Regions from separate parts of the Mus musculus genome. Here regions 1 and 3 are each linked to region 2. Evidence: chromatin loops called from intact Hi-C (ENCODE). Cell type or tissue: left cerebral cortex. All regions are shown on one strand.

Region 1 (8,000 bases), 84 kb after region 2:
AAGCAATTTGGGAAATAATACAAGAAATGCCCTGGAAAGCATTCTGCCATGAGGAGCTACTCTGGGTCTCCCAGGAGCTCCCACAGAGGGATGGCTGCTCTCCTACGGAGACTCCCTGGGGTCTGGTCACCTTCTTGAGCCCTTCCTGAAGATCCCTTTCCCTGGATATTAAGGCCCACTGGTGGAGGCAGAAATTCCAGAGCAGTAAAAGAACTCAAAAAGATGTATACAATTCTTTTCCAGACAGGAGTAAGAACTGAAGGTCTCTTAATTGGAAGCTGTAACCTTGTACCTGGGGGATGTTTCTATGACTTCTGAAGCCAGAGGCTCGGCATCCTCCTATATATTCTCCTTTGCATTTTATTGGAAATACAGACAAACAAACAAAAACCCCAACAGTCCAGGGGTGGAATTCAGGGCTGCCACTGGCCTGGCCATCATTTGTAGGACTGAATAGTTCATCTATACTTAACTAGTTCATCTATACTTAACTAGCTTGAGCCACAGCAGTTGAGCATGAGCCTTTAGCAGCCCAGTTAAGTTTATTAACGAGCCCTTTGAGGTTAAAGTCCGCTGTATAGGACTTCCCCCAACAGCATTCTTAGTGTAAAGTCAGGAAGAAACTGAGGAATGTCAGTGGTATGGAATGTTTCTGTGAAGAGCTGGGGGTGGGGCTTACTTGGGGACACAAGCATGTTAGAAAGCTGTTAAGAAGCCCCCATGGGGGCACACTCTGTAAGATTTGGGCTCTTGTCTTTTCTGGTTTGTCTTGCACAGAGGTCTCCAGAGAGTCAGGCAGAGCCAGGCTGTGTCCTCCAGGGAAAGAAAGTTGAAAGTTTCAACTTGATTTCAGGAGCTGAGGCCCCAAAGAGGGGAGATTTGGGGTGAGCTGAGTGAACTTTCTACACTGATCATAAAGCTGTCTTTCAGATATGCTTCCAGATGCTGCTTCATGACTTCCAACCAGAAATTATGCCGCACCATCGGCAATCTCGCCATTTTCAAGAAAATGAAACTTCCCTCACTTAACTGGAAATTCAGCTCCTAGATTTTTATCTCCTAGTAGCTTATGATGGCTTTGAATTTTCACTTTTGATTTCCACTTCCTTCCACCAAGCTGTCTGCAAACTGTCCTGTAGTACTAGGGAACCAGTACTCCTTCCTGACTCTACATCCTGTCCTTTCTCCTGTTTGAAGGCTGGAGGCGGGAGGCTGGGCTTGAGGGTCAGAGACAGCATTTCCAGGTCTGCCTCTGGTTCTCACTAGTTGGGCACCCACTCCCGAGCCAGAGGCTTTCTGACCTTCAGTTCCTATCTGAACTGACCAGTTCCCTCCCAGGGCTGTGGGGAACAACACATCACATGCACAAACTTTAAAACATAAGGAAATTAGGATCCATACATTCACATTCTCCCTGCCCCTCAGGGACCCTGATCTAGTTCAGTTCAGTTTAGTTCTAGTCATCAGGAATTGACTGGAACCCTCAAGAATTTCAAGCCAGTCTGTCACAACTGGTGGTTGACCCCCGAGTTCCTAAGACACCAGGTGAATTACACCCAATTGGCTGACATCAGCATTCCTCCATTAGGGTTGGATTGGCCAAGATTGTGAGTTCTCACATAGGAAACCATTTCTCTCTTGAAGTTTCTGGGGGGTCCTGGCTATGTCCCTCCTCCCTTGACAAGGAACCCCTGTAGCCAGTTCCTTAAAGAATCACAGACTTTGGCTAAAGGAACTCAACGGGACTCCCAGCATTAGAATTGTCTAGCTCAAACCCCCATTTTGTCATTGAATAAACTGAGGTCCCAGAAGGAAAGCACTTGCCTAACTAAACTCACAGAGATGGGTGTGGTCCAGTCCAGCCAAGCTGCCCACACCCACCCTCTACTCATTCTGCACTACCAGGAGGACCCATCAGTTAGTTCAATAGATCAACCAAATAAGCAACCACAGAGAGAGCTGCCTGCCAGGGGGGCAACTGAGGGCTGAAGAGACCCATACCTGGCACCCCTCATAGAGGAGGCTCTGACAGAATGAAGACCAGAAGAAACTGGTGTGCCAAGAAGGGATTTAGATAGCCACAGGTGCTGGGCAATGCCTTCTTCACTCTGGGAACCTGGTCAGCAGCCTCTGAAACCTCTTGATAGAAGCAACAGCAACCCCCACCCCAGCCCCACCCGCTCCAAGCAAGAGCCTGTATGTGGTAACATTATCCCATAACAAATGCAACATGCAAAACATGTGCTCCCTTCTTGGTGACACATGCCTGTAATCTCAGCACTTGGGGACCGAGGCTAGAAGACTGCCATAAGTTTAAAGCAAGCCCCAGTTACATAGGGAGACTTTGTCTCAAAAGAGTGGAACAACAGGAGGGGAGAATAAACCTTTTAAATAATCGGGCTTGGCAACTCCTTTAATTTATAAGAAAGCTCGTGAGCTACATGATTAAATCAAATAAAATGGCTAAGAGGAAAATACAGAAATGGGAGTTGAAAATGAGCATGGGGTCGAAGCAGGGAATCAATCCAACGGGAGAGAGCTAGGAGACAGAGATGTAAGAGAGGCCCCCTTTCCTGTCCTGTCTCAGAGACCGGCTAGGAACGCTGGGTGGGGGAGCCTCCACACTGAACATCCCTCCCTGGCTCCTTTTACTTTAATTATTTTAGTCTAGAAACAAATCTGTCAAAAGCTGGCTATCTGAAGCACACAGCGCACAGAAAGGTGCTGGGCGTGTGGGCCTGTAATTTCAGCACTTGGGAGGCTGAGGCAGGAGGATTGGCCGGAGTTTTTATGGGCAGTCTGGATTACAGAGTGAGACTCTGTCACGAGAATACAAACAACCCCCCCCCCGCACGCCCCCCCCCCCAAGTACAAGTGGTTCCACACCCTGGTCCCTCCACCCGCTTGATCCGATTCCTTCGCTTCCCTTCCAATACATAAAGAAACTCAAGGGCCGGTTAAAAGTCAGCCAGAGCACAGCAAGTCACAACAGCGAGTGAGGCTGGAAGTGACGTCTCAAACCTAGCGGTCCGAAGTTAGCTGGTGCGGAGACCTCTCGGCCTTCAGCCCCGGGACAGCGCCACACCAGGGCTCGCCGCCTCCAAACTTATCCTAACACACTTTCGCTCACAGCGCTCTACGCGGTCATGCTGCCCAGATCTCTGCTCCGGGGAGCGCAAGGCGACCTCCAGCGGCTGTGCCGGACCTCCGTTCGAGCGTCCGGTCTTCATTCATTTAGCTCGATACCGGGAGCAGCGCTTCAACAAGCCGCGGCCACTGCGCCTCTACGCGGACTTAGGAGGGACCCGCTCCGAGTCCAGGGTCCGGGACAAGAAGTGATGGATGGAAGAGGGGACCCCGATCGCCAGAGTGTGAGTCACCTCCGCGCACCAGCACCCACCTTCCACCCAGACGACCTCTCCTAGTTGCAAACTGAGAGCGCAACTCCTCCGTCCCTGGGCATCTTTCACGCCTCGAGTCAAAAGAGAAAGTTCGTTCTTTCACTTTACCAGAAACTTTTTACCAGCTAAGAACGGCAGCGGCAAAGAGCGGCTCAGCCGAGCGACTGTGGCACGGACACTAGGGCTTCAGTCTCCGGTGGCGCAAGGGTCCCGGGACTGGTCACCAGAGGGGAACTTAGGGTGAGGAGGGCAGCGCTCCTCGGTGTGGCTCTAACTCACCTCCAGTCTTCGCTCGGGGCGGCCAGGGTCCAGAGAGCGGCCAGAGGCGGGTGGTCTGTCCCGCCGGCGGGCGAGCGCCAAGGACTCTGCCGGAGCGCGGGTTAGCCGATTGGCTCCACTGGGGAAGCACCGTGCGCGGCGTCTCGCTGAGTGAGACTGTGGCTGGGAGCGCGTTGCATCACCCCTTTTAAAGCCCTCGCGTTGGCAGGGAGCCCGCTTAACTCCAGGTTACCAATCCCAGGCTGACGTAATGCTATTAATAGCTTCCAGGGAGAACTGGCCAGAGGAGGGGTGAAGGAGGGACGGGGGCGGGGCAAAAGGTGGGTGGAGACCGCGGACTTGGTGATGCAAGTGCGAGAAGGGGCGGTCACGGCGCGTCCTGCGTTCCTCGCACGCCCGGGACACACACACCCGCCCGCCCTCTATCTCCTTATCAGGCTGGGAGCCGCCCGGGCGCACCGCCAGATGTGCGTATTCGCCGCTGCGTGTTCCAGGCATGAGCCAATGGTGCCCAAGCCAGCGGCATGACTCCACCGCCCTGGCATCTCTCCCTCCGCTAGGTTGGGGAAGGGGGGGTGGTGGTGCTGGGAGGCGGATCCTGGCAGTGGCCCAGACTAGGTGAGGCTGGGAAGCGGGCACGACCTTTCTCTAAAATGTGTGGTCATTTTTCTAAAACTTCAGGAAAATGTGCCTTCTTTGACCAGCGGCCTAGCCTAAGGAGGGGGCGGGGAAGGGATAGCGGTGACAATCTCCCGCGTGAAGGAGGTGCCCAAAGTTACACTCCGATGAATCCACACCGTTACCCGCCACTGTGACCTCCTCTGCCGGGGACCCAGCTAGCAGCTGTGGGTTAACGTAGACATTCGGCAGCCTCGTGCTCCCACGCCCACGGCCCCCGAACTCGCTAGGAACCCGAAGTGCTAGTGACCGGACGCGGTCAGTTCGGTTGTTGTTTTTATTTTTAATAACAACCACAAAACGTTTTTAAATGAACAGGGAATTCTCCACGAAAGCAAGAGCGTAGAAAGAGGAAAGATTTGGAGAGATCAGAGCCACCTAGCGCAGGGATAAGAAAGGGCTGGAAAAAGGCGGCTCGGCTAGTCTGGGAAAGAGGACGCTTTGATCTCTACGCTCCCGGTTTGGGCGGGGGTGGGGGTCCGCCTGGATATCAGGAAAGAAAAACCGGCTCCAGGTTTCGAGTGTCTGTCTGCAGGAACAGAGGGCTCTAGGGATACGGTGGCCGGGACTGAACGCGCACCGCTTAAAGCCGGAACACCGAGCCCTCTTGTACTCAAATCTGGTGGCGGGAAAGGCTGGGCAAAGGACTCGATTTCAGGCCAAAGCCTCAGCAGACCTGGGTTTGAAACTTGAAATTAGTTTCCCGGTTCTGACCCAGTAATTCCGAGGGTCTGAGCTGAGCGCAAGACCCTGAGCGGGACTCCATAGCTCATCAAGGGTTACACGTGCACAGACTGCGGCCCAGGAATCGCACACCTGCCTGGCAGACTTTGGCGGGCACATGTGGGGCAGGACGCTGAGGTGTAAAGACAGAGGCACCTGCTAACGCCCGCCTTTGAGAGGAAGGCGATCAGAAGGTCACAGGGAGGTAGTTTGGGGTGTGAAGCAGAACTGACCGGTGCCGCTGCCTCCATAGCACCTACCACCCGGACTGTTACGGTCCTGAGGAAAGGTCGCCGACGGTAGTACAACCGTAAGCAACTGATGGCCCCAGAGACAGACATTTCGGGCAAAATCAAGTTCTCTGCACCCGGGTTCCTCAAGTCCAAGGCAGAGTCTCGCCCTTCACAGGCCTCTGCCCTCCATCGAGGCCCCCGGAGTCTCTCGGTCCTTGCTGGCCCGGGAGGCCTAGGGTGGTTCCATCCCCGGGATCCTCTCAGATCCTGCCAGGATCTGACGGGATTACAGCAGCATCGCGCGGGAAGCGCCAGGCTAATGTTTTGCTTTGGGTTTTGCCTTGGAAACGGCTCTCGGGGCCCCACCCTCCGTCTCCCACGCCCACACCCTGCTCCACACCTCCACAACCCGGCCTCCAGCCGACCTGCCGGCAGGTAAACCCCAGGCGTGTCGGCACAACCCCGAAGAAAGTCAGGTGCCTAGAAATGAAAGTCATTTGGGATCTCCTCCTACCTGCCCCATCTTTTTACAGGCTGCCCTGGAATAAATAAACACCACTGTGCGGTGTAACAGGGAGATGGGGGAACACACGAACCCCGCCCCAGGCCGCTGGGGGCCCCGACAGAAATTTTTATTGTTTTACGGATTAAATTGGCGTTCTATGGAGGTGGGTCTTGTCTTCAAGTGGAAGGCACGGCCGACAGCCTCGAGACCCCAAGCAGCAAGACCCGCTCCATCAGAACCGTGGAAGGATAGCGTAGACAGAAGTCGGCAGAGCTTCGTGGGCACCTGGTCATGACCGTGGTGCCCTCCCCCACGCCCGTTCTCCTGCTAGTCTAATCATTAGCTTTTAATCTCCAAGTCGTACCTGGATAGAAACTCTCAGTTGTTTACAGAGTTCTGAGTCTGACATCCTCTGCCTCCCTCTCTTACTGAAACCCTAAAAGCGATAAGACTCTCCAGGGAGAAGTCGCCCCCCGCCCCACTTGGATGAAACGCCTATCCCAGGCAAACAAAAGTCACTTTCTGCGGGACTCAGTCCCCTAGGCTCCCAGGAGAATCGTAAAGCGCCTGAGAAAAACGGGAAGGAAGAGCCCTAAGGTCTGGACCAAAGGAAGTTGTCAACATCTGAGTCCCCTCGCTTCTCACGTTACCCTGACTTATTGTCCCCAGTGTGCGTGCGCATTCGTCCATACTCCCTCAGAGGGGCAAGAAAAGCTCCCAACACCCAAATCTCTGCCCGACACAAAGGCAAGAGAATGCCTGTCCAGCCCGAGCAGGAAGCCTCTGGCTAACGGGATTTCAGGGGTTAATCCCCAGTCAAAGAGGGTTAAGCAGAAATTTGAATGTTCTGGGGTTTTTCTCCAGAGAACAGCCCCGGGAGCCCGTATGCAGATCAGCTCCGGTCTGTTTTGCTGAGTGAGATAAGAATTGAAGACTTCAGGCTGAGGCATGTACCAAAGGAAGAGGGAAAATAAAAAGGGGAGGAGAAGGAACCAGGCAGCTAAAAACAGTCCCCTCGTGGCAACCAAAACTAAACACAAAAACATTACAGGGAGCCAAAAGCAAAAAAGGAAAAAAGAAAGTTCAGAGATATTTAAAGATTTTTGCAATTCAGAGGGCGATCCCTTCCACATTCCTCTGCCTCTTTAACTCTGTTCTCCAGACTCTGAGGCACTATTTGCTCTGAGACTCCAGAAACAAGTTAAGGCATCCAGGGGAGCTTGAGCTGACCGGCTGGCCTGTCTGTGCAGGGGTCTTGACCCCACTTCTTGACCTTGGAAAGGGAGTCAGCGGATTTCTCCCGAACCCATGCTCTCAGCCAATCAGAGAATTACTAATTACCAATTTAATTTTCTAAGGAAGATGCTTGATTGGCTCATGAATACTGTACTTGGTGGCCACGCCCCCTAGCTCCGCCCTCTGGTTCTCCCACACTGAAAAGGATATACAAACAGTAACACCTAGTGACTAAGAAGGAGGCTCGCAGTTGGAGTCTTCCGTAATAGTGTCTGTAACTGTGGGCCAGGAAGGCTTTCTAGGATACCCTCTGTCCCCTCATCATCCAGAGTCTGAAAGACCCAGAGTGACAGCTGCAACAGGAGTAAACCTTGTGTTCCACACACAACCACTAATCAAACACTGGGTTTCCGGGTGCTGGATAACAGTGGCAAATGGCGGCGGCAACCCACCCTGGGCTGGGCTGAGCTGAGGATTCCAGTGCTGTTCTGGTTCTGCCTTTGTCATCTTCCCAGGGTTTCCATTGTATTGTTGTAGGGGTCCCTGGGCTGGGCTGAGGGGCTCCTGAAATGGAGACTCTCTCCCCCAAGCTACCTCCTGCTCTGTAGATTTCTGAGAGCCAAAAGAGGCAACTGTGGTGAAAACTGTTGCATGGCCCAATGACTAACTCATTTTTCTGGAAACTACAGCTGAGAAGCTCTGTCAGATCAGATTCTAGGGCACAGCCTATCCTCTATCCGCCCCTCCCATACACACTTCCAAACTTTAACTCATGTAGGTACCCAGTCACAGAGGCACTTACCCAAGGCAGGGATTGGATCTTTTGAGGACATCTTGTATGCAGACATTGACTTTAGGCCACAGGGCCAAATCTAGGTAGCAGCTGTCTCCACTTCAGAGAGGAGATCCACGGGTCCCAGAAATCTGAGATGAGGTCAGGGAAGC
Region 2 (8,000 bases):
ACTCCCATCTTGAGATAGACCACATCGAAAGCACTCCAGTGTGCTCATCTGACTATCGAGACAGCGAGTTCCCTGAGGTGTGGCTCTCCGGCCCACAGTGGCTGACACACAGTGGCCAGTTTCTGGTAAGTGCAGTGGTCTCTACCTTTGGCTTTCTCTTCCCTAGCCTCACCAGAGGCCCACAGGACCGTCTTCTGAGAAAAGCCATGAGAAGACACTTACCAGAAGACCAGTTTCCTAAACAAGAACAGCAGGAGTGAACTGCACACAGGGCTTTCGATCATCCGTTTGTTATTGGAAAGAACCATTTTCTGGCGAAGTGAATCAGCAGAGCATCGGATCACCAACCTCCAAACCTGCTGCATCCTCACTGCGCCCTGAACCTGTGGTGCATCCCCCACCCCTCAGAGACGGGGTTCAAGGTCATTGTGGTATAAATAGGAACTTGACAAATCATACCAGATGTCTTCCTGGTTCAAGGGAAAACACACGAAAAGAAAACAGAGATTTGAATCCTGTTCTGCTTTTCTCTCATTCATTCGTTTGGTTTGTGTTTTTGAGACAGAACTGTGTAGACCAGGCTGGCCTCAAACTCAGAGATATATCTGCCTCTGCCTTCTGAGTGTTGGGATTAAAGGTGTGTGTGTGTGTGTGTGTGTGTGTGTTGTGTGTCTGTCTGTCTATCTATCTATCTATCTATCTATCTATCTATCTATCTATCTATCTATCTATCTGGGTCTCACTATGTAATTCTGACTTGCCTGAAACTTGATATATAGACCAAGCAAGCATTTATCTTGGCTTTCTAGTGTGGCAAATGAACTTAGCACCATACTATAATAGCATTATTGGGATACTATAAATAAATTTAATGTTACTTTTATAAACATGGAGTGTGTGAAGAAGCCAGCATCAACCTTCTCAAGAAGTTTAAGAAAGCACGCAAAAGAGATGACAATTCTAGGGGCTGGAAAGATGGCTGGGGATGAGGGAAGAGCACTGACTGCTCTTGGAGAGGGCCCAGGTTCCATTCCCAGCACCCACATGGTGACTCACTATTAACTACCCAGAACTCCATTACCCTCTTCTGGAACCCGACACCCATATGGTGTACAGACTTAATAGGAAGGGAAAGAAATAGTTCCATGCTGGGCATGGTGACACACGCCTTTAGTCCCAGTGCTCAGGAAGTGGATCTCTGAGAGTTCGGGACCAGCCTGGTCTAAAAGTGAGTTCCGTGACATCCAGGGCTGAACACAGAGAAGCCCTGCCTTGAAAAACTCAAGGTGTGTATGAGTGTGTAGGGAAGGGGGATATGGGGGGGGGCGGTAGAAAGAAAGGAAAAGAAAAAAGAAACAATGCCATAAGTAGACTAAGCCAATATAAGTCTGCTGTTGGCCCTGGCCCCAGGCTGTGGGGAGGACCCCAGAGGACTTGGAACAGGAAAGGAGCCCACTAGAATGACACACGGGAGTGCACTGGTATGTCGAGGATCACCCCCTCCAACACCCATTCTTAAACGTCTAAAAGTTAGGATCACTTGCCCCCACAAATTGCTTATTTTGTTAGTCTTTGGTTGTATTGAGATCTCATCCTGCTATTTAGCTCTAGTTAGCCTGGAGGTTAATGTATAGCCCAAGCTAGATAGTGGAACTTGTGGAAACCCTGCCTCAACCTTGTGAGTGGAGAAATTGTAGGCGTTGGCCACCACACCCCGTTTACAGGGTCCTTTAATTTTCAAGGACAGAGGTCCTGGGCTGACCCACACCAAGTGCAGGATGCTGTGCTGTGCACTCCTCTATACTGTGTGAGATGTAATTGTCTCTCTCTCTCTTCTCTCCCCTCCTTCTCCCCTCCCCCCACACCGGAGCATGCATGCATGTTGATAGAAGAGGGTCAGAACTAAAATTTGGGCGGAACCATTAGCATGGAGAGGCTCTGCTGTGATGTGTGGACACTGGCTATGCCGTGACCTACTAGCACACATGACCACTACTGGTGCCTAAAGCCGCGCAGGCAGGTTCAAACAAGCTCCTCTCTCCAGACTTACGGCTTAAATTCTGGCACAGAGCCATGCACACTGGGGTGAGGACTCAGAAAGGTCACCTCTCCCACTGCCCAGAAGCCAGTAGGCCAAAATGAGCACACGAGAAAGGCCACTCTTGTCTGGTTCCCATCCGTCCCCCAGTTCGTGGTTAGCTTTCCTCTCCTATGCTATGCACAAACCACAAACCTGCAACCGCTAGGGTTTTTTCTTTTTTTCTTTGCTGGGCACAGTCATCTTGACTTCATATTTTAAAAACTGGCAGGCGGGTGAAGAGGGATGAGATACGTCTCTACCTAGTCTGACATAAACATAGCAACCATATATTTTAGCCTTTAGTAGGTATCACCTTAATCTTGAAGAAGCAAATGCAGCTAGCCCATGGGACCTTAGCATGGCCTGCCCAGACCTTTGAATGTGTGAGGATGGACTTCAAGCGTGGTTTCGACTCACAACCTCTCTTTGCCGCTCCCCCCGCCCCGCCCCCCCCCATCAGAATTCGCCCTCCCAGTCACCTCGCCCCCTCCCTCCCACTGGACCAGACGCCGCCGCAGTGGAAAAGCCCTGAGGCTCCCGCTGTCCCCATAGCGCGGACGGTCTCTGCTGCGGTCCCTGCCCACTGGCGCCACCGGTCCAGGTGCCGCCTCGCCCGGAAGAAATCTCCCCATCGGCGGTGACCGGCGCTGGGGCGCTAAGGGAGGCTGCGAAGGGACATTGAAGCCACCGAGCCACTCACTGGTGCTTCTCACCCAAACTTCCCAGGAGCGGCCGGAGGACCGTCCACGGCGGCGCTGCGCCAGCACCCCGTCTCCACCCACTCGGGGTCTTCTCCGTGGGTGGGCTTCGGTGCTGCCACGTGACTTCCACGAAGAGCGGGGGCCCTTAGCGGAAAGCAGCGACTTGGGTGGGATCCTGGACCCCGAGGTGCGGCGAGAGGGTGGGGGGAGGAGGAAGCAGGGGCGGGGTGGGAGTAGGGGGCGGGGCCGGGCCGGGCCGGGACTGGACACGGGGTGGGGAGGCGGGCACCGTGGAGCCCGGAGAGCGGGAAGCGGCGGGGCGGGGCGGGGCAGCAAGTGCGGGGATGCGGGCGGAGCGCGGGTAGCAGAGCCCCACGTTCAGGGCGCCCCGTGTGGCGAGCGCGCGGCATGTCGCAAGGGCCCCCCGCGGTCAGCGTGCTGCAGAGAAGCGTGGATGCGCCCGGGAACCAGCCGCAGGTATTGGACAAGGGGGCCGGGTGTGAGGACCGGGTGAGGGTGAGGGCAGAGCTCCAGGTGCGCCCCCGCCGTGCGCCCCCGCCGTGCGCCTCAAGCGCTTGGGAAGGCGGCAGCCCCTCCAGACTCGGCGCCGAACACGTGGGTCCGCGCTGCTGTGGGCAGTTTCATCCTTGACTCCTGTGGGCGCTGGTGGGAGGGGGCCCGGAGCTCCGATATTATGAATTCAGCCCAAAGGGGCGGTTCGTCCCTGCATCCAACCCACTGGCCAAGATCCGCATGGGGAATGTCGGACCGGTCAATTTGTGGGTGTGGGGTTTTGTCTCTAATGGGCAGACTCCACCCCCAGCACGGGTGGAAACTTCTCGCCCCAATATGATCAGCACCCTCTGTTGTCCCAGCTTTCAAAGCTGTAGTCACAAGAAGCTGAGACCAAATAGAGGCCACTGTTGGAACACTTCTTGGCCACCTGGTTGCTTTATCAATAGATCAGGTCTTATTTTTCTTAGTCACCACACACACTCCCAACTCTCTGCTTGAAGTGTAATGTCCCAGGATGACCCTGGAAGTCTGAGCCAAGTAGTTGGAGTGGCCTTATACTATTTGCTTCGACTAGCGGAGCCTCAATTTCCCCATCTATAAGATGAACTCTTTTTGTATCTCCTGAGGACGTTTGCAGAGGTCATGTGAGTGATGGGTGATTTGTGTCTCCATTCGTCATTCCTGCCCAGAGGGAAGGTGTGATCATCTGTGGCAGGTGATGTGACAGCTCCCAGAGGACAGGAGGCATGCTGCCCCTTGCCCTGAGACTTGTTGGCTTTGGAGAATAGAGACATTATTTCCTGTCAAGCACCAGTGGAGAGCCAGTGAGGTCAAATCTCAGGTCAGCTTGATTCTGGGCAGCAGAGCCCAGCAGTGTTCTGAGTACAGGGCAGGGTCTTAGTTATTATATACGGTGGAAGGCTTTGTGAGGGTGTAAAAGCTGAAGTTACATCGTTTATATGGCATGTCCCCCTGGATGCTCCAGGTGTGTTTATCAAGACCTTTGGGGTGTAGTGATGCAGGAGTACAATTCCAGAGCTAGGGAGGAAAGGGAAGGGAGACTACGTGAAACTGTTGAAGAAGGGGGTGGGGGGAGGACTTCTGGAAGGCACGTTTTGACACCTGTGTTCTCCTGAGCAGGTGTTGGGTCTGCTGTCTCTTCTTATCTATGCCTGGGATTCCTGGCTGAAGCCCTGAGTTTGTACGCCAGCCTCTGGGTTTTGCTGTTGCTGTGGCTCCAGATTACACCCTGAGCCTCACCTACCACTAAGCTCCCTCCCCATCTAGACACCTTTTGAACTCAGTCTTGAAGGACATTTTTTTTCCTCCCCTGATGGTGTCAATTGCAGTTCTGGAAAGCAGACCCTTTCCTCTAAGTAAGCTCTCGCTGTGGTACGTGCATTTTTTTCTGCCTGCCCACTTCATGTCACCTCATGAAGGATTTTTGGATATTTGGTTAAGAACTCTCAAAACGCATCACAGATTTGCATTTGGAATAACCCTGACCTCTGAAAAGAAAATGTCAGCCAAGTGTTGTTCAAGAGAGCATGTCGTCATTAGTGTTCCAGAGTTTTCCACATACTGGTAGAGCTGTGTGGTTGCAGTTACTAATAAATGCATAACTATGGTCTGTATACAGTTTCAGAAGGACTTGCCAGTGTGTGGTAGTTTAAAGGCTGTGCACAGCAAGTTCTAGCGAGCACACACCCCAGTCTTTCTCACTCTCAGATGAGCAGTAACAGCACCGCTCTTCCAGGCAAACGCCCTGTGGGGCAGAAGTTTGTGAACGTTGGTTTGGGGACCAGCAAACCTGAGTTCCACTTCCCACTCACCCCCATGCTGGCCGTGGTACCTGGAGAACTTCCCTAACCTGAGTTTCTGATTCCTCGTTGTCTCATAGTATTTTTATTTTTTGTGGTCCTGGGTATGGAACACAGGGCCTGACATATCCCACACATATGGCACCACTAAGCTGCACCCCAGACCTTATATTCCTCATTTTAAAACAACAGTCTTTCTATACGCTTTTCAGTATGTGGGTGGTGATTAATATAAAGCAAAGCCCCACCACAGGATAGGTGTTCCTTAACAAAACCTCTCAGTAGCCCACTGGAGCATGGTGAGAGTCTGAGAGTCTTACCTCACCACATGTCATCCCCAGAGCCCCAAGGACGATGACAGGAAAGTTCGAAGGAGAGAGAAAAACCGGGTTGCAGCTCAGAGGAGCCGGAAGAAGCAGACCCAGAAGGCTGACAAGCTCCACGAGGTGAGCCTGTGGTCAGGTCAGGACTACAGGACAGCCACAGGGACAGCTGTCTCCTATCGGGGGAGGGGGCAGTGATGGCATCACGGTGCTCATCATCAGTCCTTCCAGTCTGATTCTTCTGGGTCCTCCCAGCCTATTGCTTTGCTTCTGTATTCTCGGGCCTCTTCCTCTCAGCCCCAGCCCCCGGGCTTCTTCCCACGCTTGATTTTTCTCTCACTATAGACTCAAACAAAAGCTAGATGTGGGGGCTCTCACACTATAGCACTCAGGAAGGTGGAGGCAGGAGAATACCCAGCCTGAGGCTAGTTGGAACTACAGAGAAACTGTCTATAGAAACAATAGTGACAACAGTAATAGTAATTAAAGTTCTGGAGGAGCAGCTCAGTGGAGTGCTTGTCTAATGTGCACAAGAATACCCTGGGTGGGAGTCTCAGCACCACATAAACCAGCCGTGGTGGAAGGAACACGCCTTCGAGATCAGCACTCGGGGGAGAGGCAGAGAATCACAAGTTCAAGGTCAAGTTTGTATTTATAGTGACTTTCAGGCTAGCCTTGGCTATATGAGGTATCGTCTCAAAAAAAAAAAAAAAAAGGAAGGAAGGAAGGAAGAGAGAGAGAGAGAGAGAGAGAGAGAGAGAAATTACTGAGAATTATGGCACTTGCCTTTAATCCCAGCACTCTGGAGGCAGAGGCAGGCAAATCTCTGAGTTTAAGGCTAGCCTGGTCTACATAGTGAGTTCCAGGACAGCCAGAGGGCTCCATAGTGAAACTCTATCTTTAAAAAAAGAGAAAGTAAATAAAAGAATGTGGGTGAGGTGGTACTTGTGAGGGTCAGGAGTTTAAACCATTTTTGGCTATATAGTAAGTTTAAGGCCAGCCTGGGCTACATGAGACCCTCTCCCTACCAAAACTAAAAATTGAAGAAGCTAAACAAAAATAGCTCTTTATACTTTTAATTCCTTTTCAAAATCTTGCCTCCTCCTCAGGGGGTGGTTTGAGAGAGAATGGCCCCTCTGGGCTCATACACAGAGTGCTCAGTGTGGAACTGTTTGGGAAGGATGAGAAGGTGTAGCTGCTTTGGAGGAGGTGTGGCATTGGCACTGGCTTTGAGGTTTCCAAAGCCCATGGAATTCCCACTTAGCTCTCTCACTATCTACCGCGTGCCTGTGGATCAGATGTAAAAATCTCAGGTGCGGTTCTGGTACCACGCCTGCCTGCTTCCAAGCCTTTCTACCTCTGGCTTTGTCTTATTTGTTTTTTGAGACCGTGTCACTATGTAACCCAGCCTGGCCTCCTGCTCAATCCTGCCTCTCAGCCTGCTGAGTGCTATGACAGGTATGTGCCACCAATTTCTCAGCTATCTCTCCTTTCCCTCTCCCTCCTTGTTCCCTCCCCCTCATCCCCTCCCTTCTCCCCTCTTCTCCCTCTGCCTTCCCTCCCCCTCTTTCCCTCCCCTCTTCTCCCCCTCCCCTCCTTCCCTCCCCCTCCTCCCCTTCCCTCCTCCCCCTCCCCTCTCCTTCCTTCTCACTTCCCCTCCCTTCTCCTCCCCCTCCTTCTTCTCTTCCTCCTTCTCTTCTTCTCCCCCTCCTCCTCTCCCCTCTTTCTTCTCCCCCCCCACTCCTCCTCTCTTCTTAAATGTTGGTGGTGGCACACGCCTTTAATCCCAGCACTCAGGAGGCAGAGGCAGGCGGATTTCTGAGTTCGAGGCCAGCCTGGTCTACAAAGTGAGTTCCAGGACAGCCAGGACTACACAGAGAAAACCTGTCTCAACCCCCCCCCCCAAAAAAAAAATGTTGGTGTGGTTTAAGGTGTGACACTTGCTGCCTTTTCATCTTGCCTGGAATATTTCTCTGTTAGCTTGTCCTGTCATCCACACTTAACAATCCCTTCATTACTTCCAGACGGGCCCAGTCAGGACGTCACCTCTTGCTGGCGCGTGCTGGGGCTCTGTTGCACTTTCGAGGCTGAATGTGGTCTCTTCACCCTGGACTTTCTCTTCTCACGTGGTAGCTAAAGGCGCTTAACCACCTTTCTTATCTCTCAGATCAGCAGCCTGTATCTGAGTCTATTTTCTGTATTACTGAATACCACAGATTGTGTAAATGATAAAGAAGACACTGTTTGGCTCAGGGTTCTGAACACTTAAAAGTCTCAAAATATGGAGCCACATCTGCTCAGCACCTAGCGAGGGCTTTGCGCTGGTGGCAGGATGGGCAGACAGCAAGTGAGTCAGAGGACTCTCCTCCACAAACAATCACCCACATTGTAACCCATACACCAACTAATGACAACTTATTTGAGGCAGCAGAGCATCTGTGACTCAGCTCCCCAGGGTCCTCCTGATGCTGCTGTTTTGGAGACCAAGTTCTCAGGGCCGCCAGCTGGGGAGAGGCACGTTCGGCACTGCCGCTTACCCCAGGACTCTGCTTTACTGGAG
Region 3 (8,000 bases), 73 kb after region 2:
AACCCAGAAAAGTCACTCAGACAGGCTAGAGTAGCAAGCAATCAAAGGCTCCTTCAAAGTTCTAGGGTGGTGGTGGTGGTGGTGGCGGTGGTGGTGGTGGTGTGCTGCTGCTGCTGGTGATGGTGCTGCTGGTGATGGTGCTGCTGGTGGTGGTGCTGGTGGTCGTGCTTGTCGTAAGCTGACTACATTGGAAACAAGCATTTGACTTCTTGACAGAATATGAAATGATGACAGTGGAACTCCCAACCCGAGCCATGACCTTTCAAATCTTTACTCTGAAGCTGATGCTGGGACAGATCCCAGGAAAACACAAGAAGCAGAGAAGGAATGGTGGCTCCTGGAGGCCTTGCCAATGATATGTCAGTGTGCCCTGCAAGAGGCAGCAGAAAAACTGAAGATGTGGCCAACCGGGTGCTAATTCCCATGGCCCTATCTATGTTTATTCTTTCAGACTCCTGGCCTGCCTTCTTCAACTTGAAGCATGGGAGTCAAAGGTCTGGGTGGCACATGCCAATGCAGTTCTTTTTAAAGATCACGGGAAGCGTCCCTCTGTCTCCTCTCTAACCCATTACCTTCTGTTGCTGTGTTCAAACTGCCTTGACTTTGTAGTAGCACCTCTACCCACAACCAAGGGATTAGGGCAATGTTTTGGTTTTTGTTGTTGTTGTTGTTGCTGTCTTTATTTCCTCCCCTTTATTAAGATACAGATTAGCTAAAGATGTAGATGGCTCTTTACTGAATAGGAACAGCCAGAGATACAATCATGCCTGTGACATAAGACAGTTTAAAGGCATCACATAACAGTTCAAACAAACAGGCACATATGGCTGGCAAGCTGGCTCAGCTGGTCACTGTGTTTGCCACCAAACTTGTTGACCTAAGTTGATTCTCCAGGACTCACATGGTTAGAAGTAAAGAACTGACTCTCAAATATTATCATTCCCAGCCCTCCACTCAAGTGCTGTGGTTTGCCAGGGTAGGGAGGGCTTGGTGTATCCCTAGGACTACAAAGTGAGGGAAAGGGCTTGAGGAAGGGAGAGGGGCAGGAAGAAATCACTGGGCCAGGAAATTCCAGAAAATTAGGATTACCATTCTTGGAACAACTTTACCCATCCCCCATCTTGTCCAAAACTCTTCTCTCGACTTCTTTGTTCCCACCCCCCCCCCTTTCCTTGATATTTGAAATACATTTGTGCTATGAGGCACACGGATGCTAACAGATGTTAACATATCCAAGTCAAGCTGAAACCTGTTCAGGGACCACCGCTGTGGCAGAAGGCAAGTTCAAGAGACTCAAGCTGAGACAAAGCAATGGTGCAGCCAGCAAAGGCACGTGTCACTAGGCCTGGCGACCTGAGTTCAAGTCCTAGGACCCATGTGGTGGAAAGAGTTTGACTCCAAGTTGTTCTCTATGGCATAGACATGCACCATCCACTTCCAAACTAAATGTAATTTATAAAAAGACTCAAGCTTTAAAACATGTGTATATTGAGGCATATTTGTATGCTCAGAGAAACTGATGGCTGAAATATTTAACAAATTTGGATTTTACAGCAAAATTCAATTGTAAGCCGGACATGGTGGTGCACATCTTTAAACCAGAATTCTGGAGGCAGATCAGCACTTGGGAGTTGAAGGCCAGTCTGGTCTGTATATTATGGTTCAGGTCACCTAGGGCTACATACTGAGACTCTGACTCAAAGCAAACAAAAAAACTATCTTAGTGCCAAACAGTTGGTGTGAAGGACACACCTGTAGTGTTGTTTCAGGGTTTGTCAGTGAGCAACTGAATATCAGTCAACAGCCTGAGGCACAGGGTTAGAAGTCACCACATGGGCTGCAGAGCTGGCTCAGTGCTTAAGAGCTCTTCTGGTCTCTGTAGGCAACTGCACTAGTGTCTACACACACACACACACACACACACACACACACACACACACACACACATGCCTACATATGATTAAAAATAAAAATAGAGTTGGTGAAATGGGTCAGCAGTTTACAACAGCACTTGGTGCTCTCGGAGAAGATCCGGGTTCCATTCCCAGCAACTAACTACGTGGTGGCTTGCAACCCTCTGAAACTCCAGTTCCAGGGGACCCAATGCCCTCTCTTCTGGCCCCCTCAGGCACTGCTTGCATGTGGCACACAGACATACATGCAGATAAAGCACCCATACACATAAAATATACATTTTTAAAAAGCCAACTGCACTACTTAGTGGTCTCCCCATGAACCATGGACGCCATCCAGCCCCAAGCCCTCAGTGCTGACCGAGCACCCTGTGACAGAGAGAGAGATGTCGTGTCACTCAACACTTAGCAGAAACCAGTGCCACACTAACGTTTACCAGGTTTTGTTCCGATATTTATTATGTTGACAGGCTAGGAATACTGGGATAAATAAGTAATATTTTCTCTTACAGAAAACTGTAATGATACTATTGAGTGGGATTAAACACTGAGGATTCCACAGAAACATCAGGATTTTAACAGTAGCCAGAGTCCTGGTGGCCAGAGGGAGATCTCCCAGCTGAAATGCTCTGGACCACATCTCAAAATAGCTACAAGACAAAAGTGCCATTAACATCCCACAATGCAGATGCCTGGCCCTGCACCTGGCTTCCAACCCTGGTCTCCACAGGCTGTGGCTGTGGTTATCTTTGGCTCTTCCTGCCCTGTCACTGAGTATGGAGTCCTACACCCTTTGAAAGTTGGACTTTGTGCCTTCATTGTGTGACGTTGTAACAGTTTGTAGCCAAGGACAAAGCTGCTGTGCCCAGGGTTCTTCCTCTGCAGTGGGTACAGGGAAAGGTGTCGTCCATCCTCTGTTGGCACAAAGTGGCTCAGCTGGTCATCAGCCAGTTTCACTCCCCTGGTGCCAGCCAGTTCATGTGGCCACACAAATGCTTTTGAGGGGCACTTTCCACCATGGCAGATCCCCAGACTCTCAGAAATCAGATCTGATGAAACTCCCGGAAAAATCATGCCAATGTTGTGCAAGACAAACATCTAAATAGCACAACACCAGGCTCTGAAACGGATACCCTATGCACAGTCATTCTGGGACAGAACAGCATATTTTCTAGAAAGCATACCCTGGCCATTGGACAACCTCAATAATGAATGTTCTCATTCCATATTCCCTTGGAAGGGCGTTGTCAGCCACAGTGGAGGATGTGGTCCCACCCCACCTATCAAGGTAGACACTTCTGCCTGAATCCCATTAGTGGGATCCTGCTTTGCATAGGACCCCAGCCTGGGGCCAGCTAGGTCATCTGAGACTGGCCGGGATGATAAGGCCTAAATCCTGGAATTGGTGAGACAAAGGATGCTCCTGCCTGCTCCACGGTTCACTCGGGGGCAGAGTGGGTCAATGCAGTAGGTCACCACAGGCCCTCCTGCCCCAACGGCTCTTGGCTGCTGGGATTCTAGAAGTGCACAGGAAGCCAGTTTTCCAATGGCTTCAGGGTGTGGGGTGGAAAAGGAGGATTCAGTAAGAACTCCCCAATTGCCTCCGTGCCACCTCTGCTTAGCTCTGCAATGTTCCTTCTTTTATCTGTTGGATAAAGAGGTTCCTCTCGTCTTCCGGTGTCCGTCCATTCTGAGCCCGGACGATGCAGGTGGGCCGGTGCAGGTTGAGCATGTATATCAAATGCTGTTTCTCATTCTTCAGCTCCTCAATCTGGGCCTTCAGCTCAGCATTCACACTCTCCAGTTTCTCTGACTCCTGAGGGACAATCAAGAGAGGACAATCAATGGAGGGAGCCAAGGAGCAGGGAGGTGGGGGACCACCTGGGAACCTTGGGGCTCCTCAAACTGAGAGAGAGACCTGCTAGAGGAACCATCGTACCACAAAGATGGGATGATCAAACTAGGTGGAAGGTGGTATGAACCCTGTAGAGGCCTCGGAAGTTGGGAGACATGGAAAAGAAATCTGAGAGCCAAAGGCAATAGCAGGGTTTTATAGTTTTGTTGTATTTGGTAAAACCGGTGAGTAAAGTCTCTTTAACTATGTTGGTGTGACTCGAAAGTCTCGAAACTGCTGGGGGTTTGTGGACTGACTAGTCTGTGTCACAGCATGCATGAGGAGGTCAGAGGTCACTTTTAGAAATCAGTTCTTTCCTTCCACAGTGGGTTCTGGGTATCAAACTAGGGTGCCAGGTTTCATGGCAAGCTGTTGCTGGCCCTGGATATATGTATACACATATGTATGTATGTATGTATGTATGTTTGTATGTATGTATATAAATATGTGCGTGTGTGTGTGTGTGTGTGTGTGTGTGTGTGTGTAGATACATATATCTCCAGAGCCGCTTCTGCCATGCTAATAGCTTTGCTCCATCCTCTGCCTACAGCTGGCATTTCTGCCCCACCCACAAGGCTTTCCATCCCCTAGGACAGGCTGGACCAGGCAGGACTCACTTTCTGCAGGCACTCTGTCTTCTCCTTTTTCTTGTTTCGACACTTGGCAGCAGCAATTTTATTTCTTTCTCGCCGCCTCCTTTTCCTCTCATCTTCTTCAGGGGCCGCCTATAAAATCCAAAAGGCACACATTTAAGCCACCATGAACCCAAATATCAAGGCTGTGGGGGTTTGCTTGTTTTTAATCCCTTATGTGTACATTTGCATATCTATATTTGTCTGTGTGTATGTCTGCCACGTGCATTCGTGGTGATCTCAGAAACCAGAGGAGAGTGTTGGATGGATCTTCAGGAGCTGGAGTTACAGGCTGCTGTGAGCCACCTACTGCACGTGTTGGGAACTTCAGTCCTCGGGAAGAGCAGCAAGTGTTCTTAACCACCAAGCCATCTCCAGCCTCACGACTTAAGTTTCTGTATGAATCCCCTTCACACACATGTGCATGCAAACGCTTGACAATGAATAACAAAATCTAAAGCCTGTTCAGTACAATAGAATTATATTGGAAATTAGTAAACTAAAAGCTGCTTTAAAAACCTAAAACCTGGGGCTGGAGAGATGGCTCAGTGGTTAAGAGCACTGACTGCCCTTTCAGAGGTCCTGAGTTCAATTCCCAGCAACCACATTGTGGCTCACAACCATCTGTAATGAAATCTGATGCACTCTTCTGTCTGGTGTGTCTAAAGACAGCTGCAGTGTTTCATATAAATAAATCTTTTTATAAAACCCTAAAGCCTACCTTAAAAATGCATTTGGATTTTGGAATAAGAATTTGAATTTTAAAATGATAACCACTGATGCTAATTATAATCAATACACACACATACACACACACACACACACATACACACAAGACTTTGTAAGTTGTCCTTCCCTCTGGAGTCAGGAATGACCAGACTGTCCCCTAGCCACATTCTCCTGAGAACAGTGCTGTTTGGGGAGGTTGTGAAACCTTTGGGGTGGGAGACATGGCTGGCAGGGGTGGATTGTTGAACAAGGGAAGGGAACTGTTGAACTCGGAACCTACTTTTATCTAAGCTTTGCTTCTTGAGCTAGAAAGATGTGCACAGGCTCTCACCATCGAGCACAAGCCCTCACCATTGAGCACAAGCCCTCACCACTGAGCACAAGCTCTTACCACTGAGCACAAGCTCTCACCACCATGCACAAGCCCTCACCACCATGCACAAGCTCTCACAATTGGGCACACGTTTTCACCACTGGGCACGGAGCTTCCCTGGCTGCCTGTCTTCCCTGCACAACGGACTGTATCCCCTCAACTGTGTGAGCCAAATCAAACTTCTTCCCATGACTTCTGTCAACCATGTGACCACAGTTCCAGAAAAACAACCAACATTTATTTCTGTCTTTACCAAGAGCATCCTGGTACATCCTTTCCATGAGGTCAGTGAGCTCCTGGAGGAGGGACTTGAGACCATTAGTGGTAGCAGATGGTACGAATGAGCCCGTAGCCGGATGCTATTGATGGGTAGAGTCCTGAACCACCTGCTGATTCGGCCAACAAATCAGACTGATTCCCTGCGCCTCCTTCTGAGCCAGAACTGGGGTGCTCAGAGGACTGAGCCACGTCCAGCTTTGGTGGCTATGGTCCTCCGTGGACGTTCACCCTGACCCTGATGGTCTATGAACCGACGAGCAGTGAGCACATCCAGCCATGGACTCTGTAAAGCACAGCTGGGATGAACTCTCCCCGTGGGATGCTCAGTGCAGACCCTGCCAGCTTTGGGATGCCATGACTGGCCCACTCCTGACCTTTCCCCATTCTTTTGAATCAGAAGACATGGTGGACTGAGATGGAAGTATTTACAACCTACAGAGGCAAAGCCCAAGGAATCTAACCCCAAATTTCTATCCTTCATGCCTCAAGGCCACTGTCCCAAGAAATACAAAAATCATACACACACACAGATACACACAGATAGACACACACACACACATGCATACATACATATAGACACAGACAGACACACACACATACGGACACGGACACAGACAGGGACATAGCTCAGTGGTTAAGAGCATTTGCTGCTCTTATGGAAAACTTGGTTTTGGTTTCCAGCACCCACATGGTGGCTCTCAAGTGTAACTCTAGTTCCAGGGGATCCAAAACCTTCTTCTGACCTCTGTGGGCAGCAGGCATGCACACAATGCACATATATCCACGCAGACAAAACACTCACATACATAAAATTAAAAAAAAATAATACAAAGAGAAAATCATGAAAATCAAAGAACAAGTAAAAAAAGGAATTACACTGGTAATGTGGGAAATTGAGATTGTGTCTACTTTAAAAGTTATTTGGATTTTGAAATAAGGTTTTGATATTTAAATTGGCCTTTGTGAGCCAGACAGTGGTGGCACATGCCTTTTATCCCAGCATTTGGGAGGCAGAGACAGGCAGATCTATAAGTTCAAGGCCAGTTTGGTCTACAGGGTGACTTCCAGGACAGCCAAAGCTACATAGAGAAACCCTGTCTTGAAAACCAAAAACAACCAATAAAACACTGATCCCTGTAATTCAGAACTGGACAAAGAATATTTCATAAATACATCCTTCCCCCTAGAGTCAGGAATGCCTGGGAGCATCACCCACCCACTCTTCTCCCTCTAGAGATCCCCAACTGCTCTTCCCAGGCCACCCACCTGTCTAGCCTCCCTTCCCCGTCTATCCCTACTACTGTGTCTTATTTCAAACTATTTCATTAGAAGAAAAAAATATCTCCCAGAATGTCCCAGGCTCTAACTCTCCAGTATTGGACTTGATAGCCATGACTGTTTTGTGGTACCCTCTCTGACCTCCTCTGAGCTAGCTTGAAGCACAGCTAATGCCCCTAACGGCATCCATAGCAACAGCATCATAAATAGTTCATTCCCATCTACTAAATGCTATGATTCAGGTTCCCCTCAGACTTCCACAAATGTCAGTCCTATTGATCAATCTCTTTTTATCCCCAATGTAATGCAATGTCTTATATTCCGCCACTGACCTACAACCCCAGACCTCAAGCTCCTTTTAAATTCACATCTTTTGAGCCAGTTTCACTCCTTACTCCACAGTTGCCATCATACCCATTAAGTAAACTTAAAATAATCCTAACTAAGAAAGCCTAGCAAAGTTACAAGTGTTCACCTCTGATGCTCTTGAGACAACAGAGCTACCAGCAACCACAGCTCAGTAGCCATGTCTGTTACTCCAGGCGTCTTATGCAAAGGTTTCTCAACACAGAACATGTGTGTGAACATGTGTGAGCACAGAGCAAACACATGGTGTACCACATCTGTGAGCATTGTTATCAGGAAGGGTAGGGCTAATCCTTGGTCCCTGGATCCATTGAGTGATGAAAATCGCCACCATATTCCTTGCTTCTTTAGAAAGCCTCTGCACAGACTGTGGCCTCACCAAACTCACAGCTTCAAGCACCATCCACAGTCAGATACTTCCCAGCCCTGGATCTCTGGCCCAGGACTCCCAGCTCACATCTGTGCCTGCCTATTTGACATCTTCCAAGGACATAAGTTCTGTTCTTGTCCCACCTGGCCTTCTACAGTTCCTGCAA

What was found. A loop is a pair of places that touch in the nucleus more often than their neighbours do. Peaks named below come from ENCODE experiments on the same cell type or tissue, not always from the same donor. Only the 100,000 strongest peaks of a DNase experiment are listed, where the experiment ranks them.
Region 1: a loop joins it to region 2, with 2.0 times the contacts of the local background. A loop is called at or near these places in 11 of 42 quality-filtered maps.
Region 3: it touches region 2 in a loop (2.4-fold over the local background); 10 of 42 quality-filtered maps call a loop at or near these places.

What each region holds. Positions count from the first base shown.
Region 1 is chr1:191,179,413-191,187,412 of GRCm38, forward strand. It overlaps Atf3 (activating transcription factor 3), which reads right to left and starts at 3,921. Exons shown (of 4, transcript NM_007498.3): 1 at 3,681-3,921. In left cerebral cortex, CTCF peaks have their summits at 3,157 and 4,735; DNase peaks (open chromatin) are centred at 3,187, 4,055, 4,770 and 6,786; H3K4me3 peaks cover 2,774 bases; H3K27ac peaks cover 317 bases.
Region 2 is chr1:191,095,270-191,103,269 of GRCm38, forward strand. Batf3 (basic leucine zipper transcription factor, ATF-like 3) reads left to right here and starts at 3,145. Exons shown (of 3, transcript NM_030060.2): 1 at 3,145-3,258; 2 at 5,459-5,563. The coding sequence starts at 3,190. In left cerebral cortex, CTCF peaks have their summits at 2,256 and 3,189; DNase peaks (open chromatin) are centred at 2,268, 3,239 and 7,931; H3K4me3 peaks cover 1,057 bases.
Region 3 is chr1:191,167,951-191,175,950 of GRCm38, forward strand. It overlaps Atf3 (activating transcription factor 3), which reads right to left. Exons shown (of 4, transcript NM_007498.3): 3 at 4,425-4,532; 4 at 2,346-3,729. The coding sequence ends at 3,532. Among named protein-coding and RNA genes, the nearest start is that of Fam71a, 7.1 kb to the left of the region's middle. In left cerebral cortex, a CTCF peak has its summit at 4,745; a DNase peak (open chromatin) is centred at 4,725.